Linked DNA regions of Homo sapiens: region 2 is linked to region 1. Evidence: chromatin contacts called from ENCODE Hi-C data. All regions are on one chromosome and are shown on one strand. Each heading gives the region's core, a stretch centred on a gene start or an enhancer-like site at or near the end of the contact. The rest is flanking DNA. Distances are from core to core; before and after follow the strand shown.

Region 1 (5,099 bases), core at 2,442-4,941:
CAATACTTAGCACTAGCTGCTCTAAATACGTCACCTCATTCATCAGTACAACTCTGTTAGGTAGATATTATCTCTATTTTAAATATGTTTTAAATTGAGGTGCAGTGGGGATCAAATAGACTAAATCTGATCCAATTAAAACTTACATATGTCAAAGCCTACATTCATTCCTACATTCATAAAATGACAATGAGAATCATGTGGTGAAACCCTGTCAAACTACATCCAACTTTGACTCCAAGAATGCAGACTAGAATTCAGTGTATAGGGCTTTTGACTGGAAAAAGCTTCCTAGGTTTTGGTGACTAATAGTATGCTTAAAAACTATACGGTATGGTTAAAAACTGTACCTCCATACTTCACAGTCTTACACTCTCTTGCAACATAAAACTAGGAATAGCTTTGGACTATAGGTATTAGGAAGAAATAAAATTATAAAGAACTCTTGAGCAAATAAAATAAAGCTAATAAAAAATAATTCTTACCTTGATGTTGTTTTCTTTTTGAAAAAATAAACAGACAAGTAAAATTCCCGTACTGCAGCAACATATACTCCCTAGTATTTCAAAAAGAAGATAAACATTCACAAAAATAGTCAACACTCTTTTTTTTTTCTTTTTTTTTTGAGACAAAGTCTCGCTCTTGTCCCCCAGGCTGGAATGTGATGGTGCGATCTCGGCTCACTGCAAACTCTGCCTCCCGAGTTCAAGTGATTCTCCTGCTTCAGCCTCCCAAGTAGCTGGGATTACAGGCACCTACCACCACGCCTGGCTAATTTTTGTATTTCTAGTAGAGATGGGTTTCACCATGTTGGCCAGGCTGGTCTCGTACTCCTGACCTCAGGTGATCCGCCTGCCTCGGCCTCCCAAAGTGCTGGGATTACAGGAGTGAGCCACTGCGCCCGGCCCAACACTGTTTAAAAAGAAACACTCCCCCACAAAAGTTAACAGTAACTTTGTTCAGCTGATAAGAGTATATTAATATGATATATTCCACTTTGGCTATAGAAAGAATAATCATACTATTGAAACAATGACAGAAAATTAAAAGATGAACTTAGGTCCTAAATCCTAAAACTAGACTCTCAAGCTTAAAGTACAATGACTAGAATTAGGAATAACTTATATACACTAAAATGCAATGTTTGATATACATGTACATCTATATAACCACTGCCACAATCAGGATCTAGAACATTTCCTTCCTCAGAAATGCCCCCTCCTCCCTCTTTACAGTCATTCCTCAATGTTTCCATCCCACCTATCTGTTTCGATCACCATAGCTTATTTCTCTGCCGGTTGTAGAATTTCACATTCATGGAATGGTAAAATATACACTCTTTTCTGCTTGTCCTCTGTGGCTCAACATCATCCATCATCTTTTTGAATTTAATCTACGTTCTCATGTGTGTCATTAGCTCCTTTTTATTGCTGAGCGGCACTCCATTGTATGCATATCACATTTGTTTATTCTCTTGCTGATGAATATTTGGGTTAATTTACATTTTGGAGCTACTATGAATAATCACTCTTGTACACATCATTTTGTGGTTATGTTTTCATCTCTTTATGTAGGAATGGAATCGCTAGGTAAATGTATTTAACTTTGCTCTATATCCTGTCAACATTAGCTATTCTAGTGGACCTAAAGTGGTATGTTGCTACGGTTTTAATTAGTATTTATTTGATGACTAACAATGCTGAAGAATGCTGACATTAATGATGTTAAAGAAGTTTACTCTGAGAAATTAACTCTTTTCAGAATAATGCCAAAATAATGCTATAAAACTTAAGACTAAAGAAGCATGCCGCTACAGTGATGTCCGGAGGCTTTTCATAGCATTTGATTTTAAAATAGTAAAGTAACTGTTAACAGGGAATGGCTGAAGAAATCACAGTATAAAAACATCAGTTATAATTTATGAAAAACATGTTAGTATACACACATGCTGCAATGTTAAGTGAAAAAAAAGATGAAAAGACTTCTGATCTTAATTCTTTTCGGGAAAAGTTATTTTATGAATGTTAAGAAAAAAGCCTAGAAAGAGATTCTTCAATTATCACTGGTGAGATTATAGGTTTTATTTCCTCATTATATTTTTCTGTAGTTTCCAAATTTTCTATAATGGGCATATTAATTATAAACATTAATTAATTAACATATGGGAGGCCATAATTTCTAAAGACACATAGTCTAAGAGAGTTTACAAAGGCAATAGGACAGAACACACAAAAATAAGGATAGTCCTAAAAAAATCTATACCATAAATACATGCTAAAGCAATGAAGAGGCTTCTTAGTTACTAATACAAATATAGTAATTCAAGGGAATATAAAATCACTGTAACATAAAATGCTCAGAAGAGAGATTGCAGGAAAGAAATTTTAGGTACAAAACAGAAAACGAACAAAACAAAATTTACCTCGTTTCCAAAGGCAATGCACTTGGGTGACTGGTTTATGTAATCCAAAACAAAGGACAGCTCCTTGGCTTCTACTTCCTGGCTTGAGGATTTTGGCAGTTTCACTGAAACCAGCTGAAATATATCTAGCCAAAGAAAGCTATATTAATATAAAGCTTCTCTAGAGAGAGCAAACATGTGTAAGGAATTTATTCTTTTTTTTTTGAGGCAAAGTCTTGCTCTGTCGCCCAGGCTGGAGTGCAGTGGCGTGATCTCGGCTCACTGCAACCTCTGCCTCCCAGGTTCAAGCAATTCTCTTGCCTCAGCCTCCTGAGTAGCTGGGACTACAGGCATGTGACATCAAGCCTGGCTAATTTTTGTATTTTTAGTGGCGATGGGGTTCCACCATGTTGGCCAGGCTGGTCTCGAACTCCTGACCTCAAGTGATCCACCCATCTTGCCTCCCAAATTGCTATTATAGGTGTGAGGCACTGTGCCTGGCCCTATGAAACTGCTAATCAGTACTCTAGAATTTATTTGATGCAAGATAATAATTCTAGGCTAATCTTGAACAAAACATACCTTAAAGGTGGACTCTTTGTTTGAATGAGCAAGTTTTAAATGGAAGTCTAATTCCATAACTCATGTACATAAATGCCCCAAATATATAGAAATACAAATCTGGGAGGCCGAGGCGGGTGGATCACAAGGTCAGGAGATCGAGACCATCCTGGCTAACACGGTGAAACCCTGTCTCTACTAAAAAAATACAAAAAATTAGCCAGGCGTGGTGGTGGGCGCCTGTAGTCCCAGCTACTCGGGAGGCTGAGGCAGGAGAATGGCGTGAACCCGGGAGGTGGAGGTTGCAGTGAGCCGAGACTGTGCCACTGCACTCCAGCCTGGGCGACAGAGCAAGACTCTGTTTCAAAAAAAAAAACAAAAGAAATACAAATCAACTTGTATCTTACTGGTGCATTTTACATTCCAAAGTATTAAGCTGGGTTTTAAAATGGAAAAAGAATATGAATGTTGGTCAGCTGAGTAGCTAAAAGCAACAAATCATCTGAGAGTTTTCAGAAATGCTATGATGGGCCTGCCATAATATTAGGGTAAAATCTCCTTTTCTGTAATACTGACACATTCTTCTCTTTATATCCCTTTAAAAAATATCTCCTTAAGGGTATTCTTTTTACTCAGAGTAAAAGCAAAAGTCCTTCCAATAGCCTACGATGCTAAATATAATCTATTCTCCACTGGCTCACTTCCACCGGCCTCCCTTCTCCAACACAGCTGCACAGCCCTTCTTCCTCTCATTTAGTATTTACTCCTCCTATGTTGCTCATTTCCCTCCCCTGCTTTATTTTTCTCTAGACCACCTTTCATCTTACTGTATCATATTAACTAATCCAGTCAGTTTACTACTGGGACTTAGAAGTGTTTTGTTTTGTGCAATCATAACAGTATTTAGCACACGGTGGGTGCTCAATTAGGTGTTGAATGACTATATGACACATAGTCAAGAAATAATACCATCAAAAATAACACGTAAATGAAAGGCTAATTTGTTTTTAAACCAGAGAAGTAACTGCAACATGATTTATTCAATTTTCTATCAGAGAGTCTGGTTTTGGGCTGTGGAACATAGATAACACAAAAAGGGTACACATATATGTATAATATATGTTTTTGTATTTGAGTATGAGAGGCCAGTGGTGCAGTAAGCAAGCCAGCTAGCACAGGGGATCTTTTCAAGCCTGACTGACATTTTTATGTAGCAGCTATCCAGATTTTCTTATGCTGGGTGCCCATTATATGCCAAGTACTGAAGATTAATAATAGATCTCATTATGAGAAGAATTTAGATTACAACACAAGATCTTTACTTTAGATCAGTCGTTTTCCATCCTGTCTTGCATATTAGACACAACTGAGAAATTTTTCAGTAAACTAGGCCCCAGCACACAGAATCTTATTAAGTTCTTCATGTGATTCTTATGTGTAGTCAGTGTTTAGAATCATGGGTAAAAAGTTTTGCTAGCAGCTATTGGCAACTACTTTTCCAAGTGAGGAATCATGGAGTGAGTACAGGAAGTTGTTACCAAATACGAGTGATGAGCAGAATCACCTGGGACGATATTAAAAATGCAGATTCCTAAAGTACATCCCAAACCTAGTGATCAACCACCTGTCAGGAAGATTAGGAACCTGAATTTTTCGTAAACATGTGAACTGTTATCAGAAATCCACGTATTCAACATACGAAACCGAACTTAAATATCAAAAAGAGTGCTATGTTTGAAGCAGTCATCTGGCAAGATGACTTAATTATTTTTAAGAACGTTGCCATCTCCAGAACATTTTTTGAAATGTCCTTTGGAGGTGGTTTAGTGATCCTCCCACCTCAGCCTCCTGAGTAGCTAGGACTGTAGCCACCACATCTAACTTACTTTTCTTTCTTTTTGTCTTTTTAGAGACAGGGCCATGGTATATGTTGCCTAGGCTGGTCTCAAACTCCTGACCTCAAGCAATCCTCCTGCCCTGGCCTCCCAAAGCACTGGGATTACAGTTGTCAGCCATCATGCCCGGCCCCACTATCATCTTAAAGCTGCTTCATATTCTTCATTCTGAACACAACTGTATTTTATGGAGGACACCATAGCATACAGTGGCATTCCTGAATGTGGGGATCAGAAAATTT
Region 2 (5,503 bases), core at 2,590-5,089, 1.5 Mb before region 1:
CTATTATTATTTTTAGGGACTTATTTCTTAACTGAAAGATACATCAAAGACAAGTTAAACTGGACAGAAGAACAGAACTTAACACTTCTCATTTTCAAGTATTAAATATGTACAAATTTACAAATAATCCCCTGCTTTTAGTTGAGGCTAAGCAGTTATCTGAAGGTGACATTTCTGTGATTCAGATGATTTCAAGGTCTTTGTCATCCTTTAGACGACCTCTCTGCCCGTTGTGGTGATCTCCAACGTCAGCCAGCTCCCGAGCGGTTGGGCCTCCATCCTTTGGTACAACATGCTGGTGGCGGAACCCAGGGTATGGAAAACACATTTGCTTTGGTCCCAGGGTTAAGCAGAGACCCCACGCTCTCACTGCTGCATCTCTGAAATAGCCCCAATGGCCAGTTGTTAAGGGAGAAGTGACAAAGCTCCTGTGGTATTTCTAAGGCTTTTGAGTAAATCTGGGAATATGAAGCATGGATATGTATTTGAAATGAGAATTACGTTTTTTCTCCCATGTGGGTAAGCTAGGGCAGTCAGTGATTCCATACCACTTTATTGTTATTATTTTTAAAATGTATACATCTACTAAACAAGCATGCTCCATTCTTAGAGTGTGGATACTCACTGTTAATTAATTACAGTCATTTATAATTATTCAAAGTACTTATGTTTTTTAAAGTCACCAGGAACACTTAACTAGCAAATAATGAATTGTTGCTCCTAAGGGAACTACGAGGCTAGGTTCCTTCAAGCCTCTGGTCACAACATTTTTGTCAACCCATCAATGCATAACATTGTTTATGTGTGTTTCTGTTTAAAGACACCTTATCTAATACACTTGTTGAGGCATTAACATTACACCTATAGCTAGGATCACTGTAACTCATGCCTGAGTGAAGCTTGCCTCACACATGTATTTTCTCCATAAGGCACATCCCAGCCTTCCCATGCTTAGGAACAGTAGACCACACTGTGGTACTATGCTCGGGCACCATTTTAAACAGGGATCACCAACAGCAGTCACAAAATGCAAAAAACATGGCGCTAAATAGGCTTCAAAAAGGACACGTTTTTCTTATGAGAGGTGAAACAGGAAGCGAGTGTCATTTTGTTTGGCTTCAGTTGGAAGCGTGTTAAGAGACTCGAATTCTTTGCTGCTGTGTGCTGCTGTGTGTGCACGGGTGTGTCTTCAAATGACCCCAAAGATGCCATGTATTTAGATTTTGGAGTTACAAGTAAATTTTAGTGAGTAAACAAGTTCACAAATGTGCATCTGTAAATAATGAAAATTGACTGTATTTCTCTTCCCCTACTGTGAAAGCACCTGTGTGTCATATAAACTAGAATTGAACTTTGGGATGGACATATGTTTTAGTGCCACACTTGTGACTGGTGTCTCTGTAGTAACCCTTAGATTTTGGGTGTTTTCTCTCTAGAATCTGTCCTTCTTCCTGACTCCACCATGTGCACGATGGGCTCAGCTTTCAGAAGTGCTGAGTTGGCAGTTTTCTTCTGTCACCAAAAGAGGTCTCAATGTGGACCAGCTGAACATGTTGGGAGAGAAGCTTCTTGGTATATGCATATTAACTTGTTATGTTTATAAAAATTGAAATTCATAAAAATATCTCTCTAATTGCTCTTTTCCCCTCTGCTATTTTGTTAAAGGTAAAAAAGTACTAAAATCTGTCAGCTTTTCAAGCTATAGTTTATTATAGCTAAGTGAGAATCATATGTCACCTTAGAAAGAAATATAGACCTGATAACATTTAAATGAATCCGTTCCTCATTGTCTCATATTAAGATTTCTGAGATGAATTCCCAAGGGAAAGTTTTATGAATTATGTAAAATATATTATTTGTGGCTGAAATAAGTTCCTGGATGAGAAAGATGAAGGCCTATTAACCATTAACCTTGGGGAGAAAAAAGGAAGTCCCTGACATGATGAGAAATAAAGTCCTGGGGCTTGCCCACTGCAGCATAAACCCAGGGCCCTTGCCTCAGGTGGGGCCCAGGTAGCAGAGGATGCCGTCCCCACAAGAGGATGCCTCTTTTGATCTGCAGTTTTGCCTGATTGGACAGAGTCTAGACAGTGGTAGATAATTCCCTTTCAGTGGTTAATGTCAGTGCATTTATTAGTCCTTCATACTAAACAAATCAAAGATCCACTAGTCTCAAGGTCAGATCTTTCAGTGAGTGAGGCTATCTGAACTATTTCTTTAAAAATCCGTGGACAACTTGTATCCAGATTTGCTTTCTGTAGAGCAGCACTGCATTTACTCCAAACAGCAGTAGGCTCTTCCTAACTCAGTGACTTTCAACAGTGCCTTCTTCTCTTGGATATGCAGCTGTCACAGTGGTGGTCTTGTGCTGTTTAATACAAGTACAAAATCCCCTTATTCCATTTCTTTATTTGGTGAGAGTTAAGAAGGATATCTTTTCTAGCTGTAATGGCTCATTTGTAGTTCTCTTTGAAGACCGATAATGGGCTTACCGCCTCTTCTCGCCCAGGCTGCTTTAATTTGTGTAGCTAATAACCCCGGGCTTCTTCCTCTCGTTTCTCTCACTTGGTTTTTGATTTGCATCAGACTGCCTGAGCCCATGTCCTATTTGGAGGAAAGCTGAGGGAAATGCATAAATAATGTCTAAAATAAACTTGTAAAGTCAAGTATCAGTTACATTGAAGATCTAGGGGTGATCTTGGGCACCTAGGTTGAACTTTGAAAAAAATTCTGTAGGATCCTTGGGAGAGGGGGCTCTGCTGAGCAGCAGAGGAAGGCAGTGGGAAGAGGCACTGGATAGGGAGGCTTCTCTAGGAGGCCCAGCAGAACACCTTTGATTTAGTGCAAAAGGCAAAGTCAGCTGATGGTCTTGGAAGGAAGTGTAACATGAAGAGGCATTAAAAGGACTGTCCTCTCTTTAGAGGAGGGAGGGAAAAGGGGGGCTGGGGAGGGAGAGAGCAGATGGTAAGGCTTTGTGATGTTTCCGCTTTCCCTAAAAACTCTCATATCGTGGTGCCCAGGAATCTGCCATCCATTCCTTTCTGCCATTAAACTCAAACCAACATATACATATTTTAGACCATTTAAATTCCGCCCTCTTACAGCACGTATTATAATTGCTCAGTTAATTTGGCATTAAGGTATCCGAAAATGTCAACTGTGTACATACAATCTTTGTTGGGTGTTTGGCTCTTTTCCTTGAGAGCAAATACAAGAGCCATCCGTCCAACCAAAGCTTTAGAATCAGTTTCTGTTTGCTGAAAAATCTGGTTTTTATTTGTTTAGGTCCTAACGCCAGCCCCGATGGTCTCATTCCGTGGACGAGGTTTTGTAAGGTGAGGACTGTCTGGGTTTTATGCTCTCTAAGTCCTTTTTGCTCTTGGTTGAGGTTCTCATGTTTCTTGCTGTGATAGTTACTTAACTGTTTGCTTATTTTGGCGTGTTCTTCTCTGGCCAAGGAGCCCCTCGGGCAAGTTGTTTACTTTTCTTCAGTGCAGGAGGTTGGTCTCCGAGCAGGAGTCTGACAGGAAGCACCTGCCTGAGTGATAACATTCTTTCATATCTGAAATGAGGCTTCTGTTCACTCACGCTGGACCCCTGCCCAGCAGTGTTTTAGCCATTTCTGTGTGAAATGTATGTTGTGGGCTGGGTGGCGCAGCCTGACCAGCCAGACGAGTTTAACGGCCTGCTCGAGCAGAGGGGCCCACTGCGGGGAACATTTAGATTCTGCTGGAGTCACCAGACAGTGCGGACCAGCTTGCACTGCTGGATTTTGCTAGTGTGGGGCAGCTTGTGTTTCCGTGAGTCACGCTGGAGGTCACCCCCAGGCTAGCTTGCTACTGTTTGGAAAGGGAAGCAGAGCCCGGCCCAGGGAAGTGGAGAGCTCTGGAGAGCTCCTGGTCTGAATGCTGATAAGAGCGGGGAGGGAACTTGATATTCCCTGCCAGGGGAGGGATCCCATTGCTGTGCTGAATGGGACAGTTCCATCCTTGGCACCTGGGGAGTCTTTGCAAATGATGGTGGGAGGGGCCATGGTAAGTCATTGTTTTAGATTTTTGTTCATAATGTCTGCATTTGTATACTTTCAGGAAAATATAAATGATAAAAATTTTCCCTTCTGGCTTTGGATTGAAAGCATCCTAGAACTCATTAAAAAACACCTGCTCCCTCTCTGGAATGATGGGTAAGGGCCACCGATAGATGTATTTTGAAACATATTTTTAGTGCTGCGAGGTTGAGACAAGGCCTGAGTCCAGCTTCAGTATTTGACTAGGCGTGTGTGAATCTCACAGGAGTGCGCATTTATAGGCTGCCCCTTCAGGGCTTCAGAAGAGTAGAACCTCATAACATTAACCTTACACTTTCTTAGTACAAGTATATGTATTGGCAAAGCTAAATTAAAAAAAAAAAACAACTCTTGAGTGCCATTCATGCATTCATTCACTCAACAAAAATTTTTTGAGCACCTACTATGTGGCCCCTAGGAAGGAAGAAAAACCCTTTTAACTGGGTAAATCATTTCTATCTTGACTTATTGCCAGGATCGGCTGATATTTCAACAGAAGCTTTAACTTGATCAGAAGGGCTAAAATATGAAAATATATTGCCTAGGTCTTCCTCTCCAGTAAAAAAGATGTATACATTCAGACATTGTTATGGCCTTTAAAATAATAAAGGAACAATAAAAGGCTCATTAATCCCACACGTGTTATTGAGCATCTGTAGCATCCTACTGACACCATGTTCATATCGCTTTTTTTAAAACCTTAGTATATACATGTATAAGTGAAATGCTTCCTTAAGTGTCAACTGAACAGATTTTAAAATAGTCTACGTTTTTTACCGTAGGTTTTTTTTCTCACATTCCAGCCATTTTCTTGGTTTGTAAGTTAGCATGAAAATGGAAATCATGATTGAACTAAAAGCCCATCCGTCCATCTCTTCGATATCCAGGTGCATCATGGGCTTCATCAGCAAGGAGCGAGAGCGTGCCCTGTTGAAGGACCAGCAGCCGGGGACCTTCCTGCTGCGGTTCAGTGAGAGCTCCCGGGAAGGGGCCATCACATTCACATGGGTGGAGCGGTCCCAGAACGGAGGCGGTGAGTGGGAGTTTGAGCACATAGTCCCACCATTCCATGTGTGTGAAGTCCCTCTTCATCGCCGCCAGTCAGCTCATACAGATAGTGCGTTTGGGACATGAAATTGCAGATCTTATACTTACCCCAAATGAGCCCCCGATAGGATTTAATAAACCACCACAAATGTTTGTGGTTGTGGTTCACTCTCTGGAACATATTGTGGAAATGATGGTTTTGAAAAGACAATGCCAATTCTTTCCTTTGCATCAGGTTTGTTATCTGCAGATCAAGGATGTGAGTCAATGTAATCTGCAACCCGTTCTTGGAAGGAATCACATTTCCCACAGGAGTAAGCATCCACATTCTCTTAGGGTCATCCCAGAGTAGAGTGTGCAGATGAGACAGGCTTCGGGAGAAGACTTCAT

Evidence for each region. A loop is a pair of places that touch in the nucleus more often than their neighbours do. Pooled maps may share reads with other maps.
Region 2: a pooled map shows a loop between it and region 1 (4-fold over the local background). The contact joins two enhancer-like sites. A Hi-C loop is called at or near these places in 1 of 168 maps with a recorded cell type or tissue (psoas muscle) and 5 of 50 pooled maps.

The regions. Positions count from the first base shown.
Region 1 is chr2:189,452,768-189,457,866 of GRCh38, reverse strand. WDR75 (WD repeat domain 75) reads right to left here. Exons shown (of 21, transcript NM_032168.3): 5 at 2,423-2,547; 6 at 486-556. Among named protein-coding and RNA genes, the nearest start is that of WDR75, 14 kb to the right of the region's middle. Within about 2 kb of position 3,691, at least 2 of the 41 ENCODE cell types and tissues checked have a DNase peak (open chromatin) inside an H3K27ac peak, as active enhancers do.
Region 2 is chr2:190,978,452-190,983,954 of GRCh38, reverse strand. STAT1 (signal transducer and activator of transcription 1) reads left to right here. Exons shown (of 25, transcript NM_007315.4): 17 at 215-313; 18 at 1,437-1,572; 19 at 3,286-3,335; 20 at 4,089-4,183; 21 at 4,954-5,099. Among named protein-coding and RNA genes, the nearest start is that of STAT1, 33 kb to the left of the region's middle. Within about 2 kb of position 3,839, at least 21 of the 41 ENCODE cell types and tissues checked have a DNase peak (open chromatin) inside an H3K27ac peak, as active enhancers do.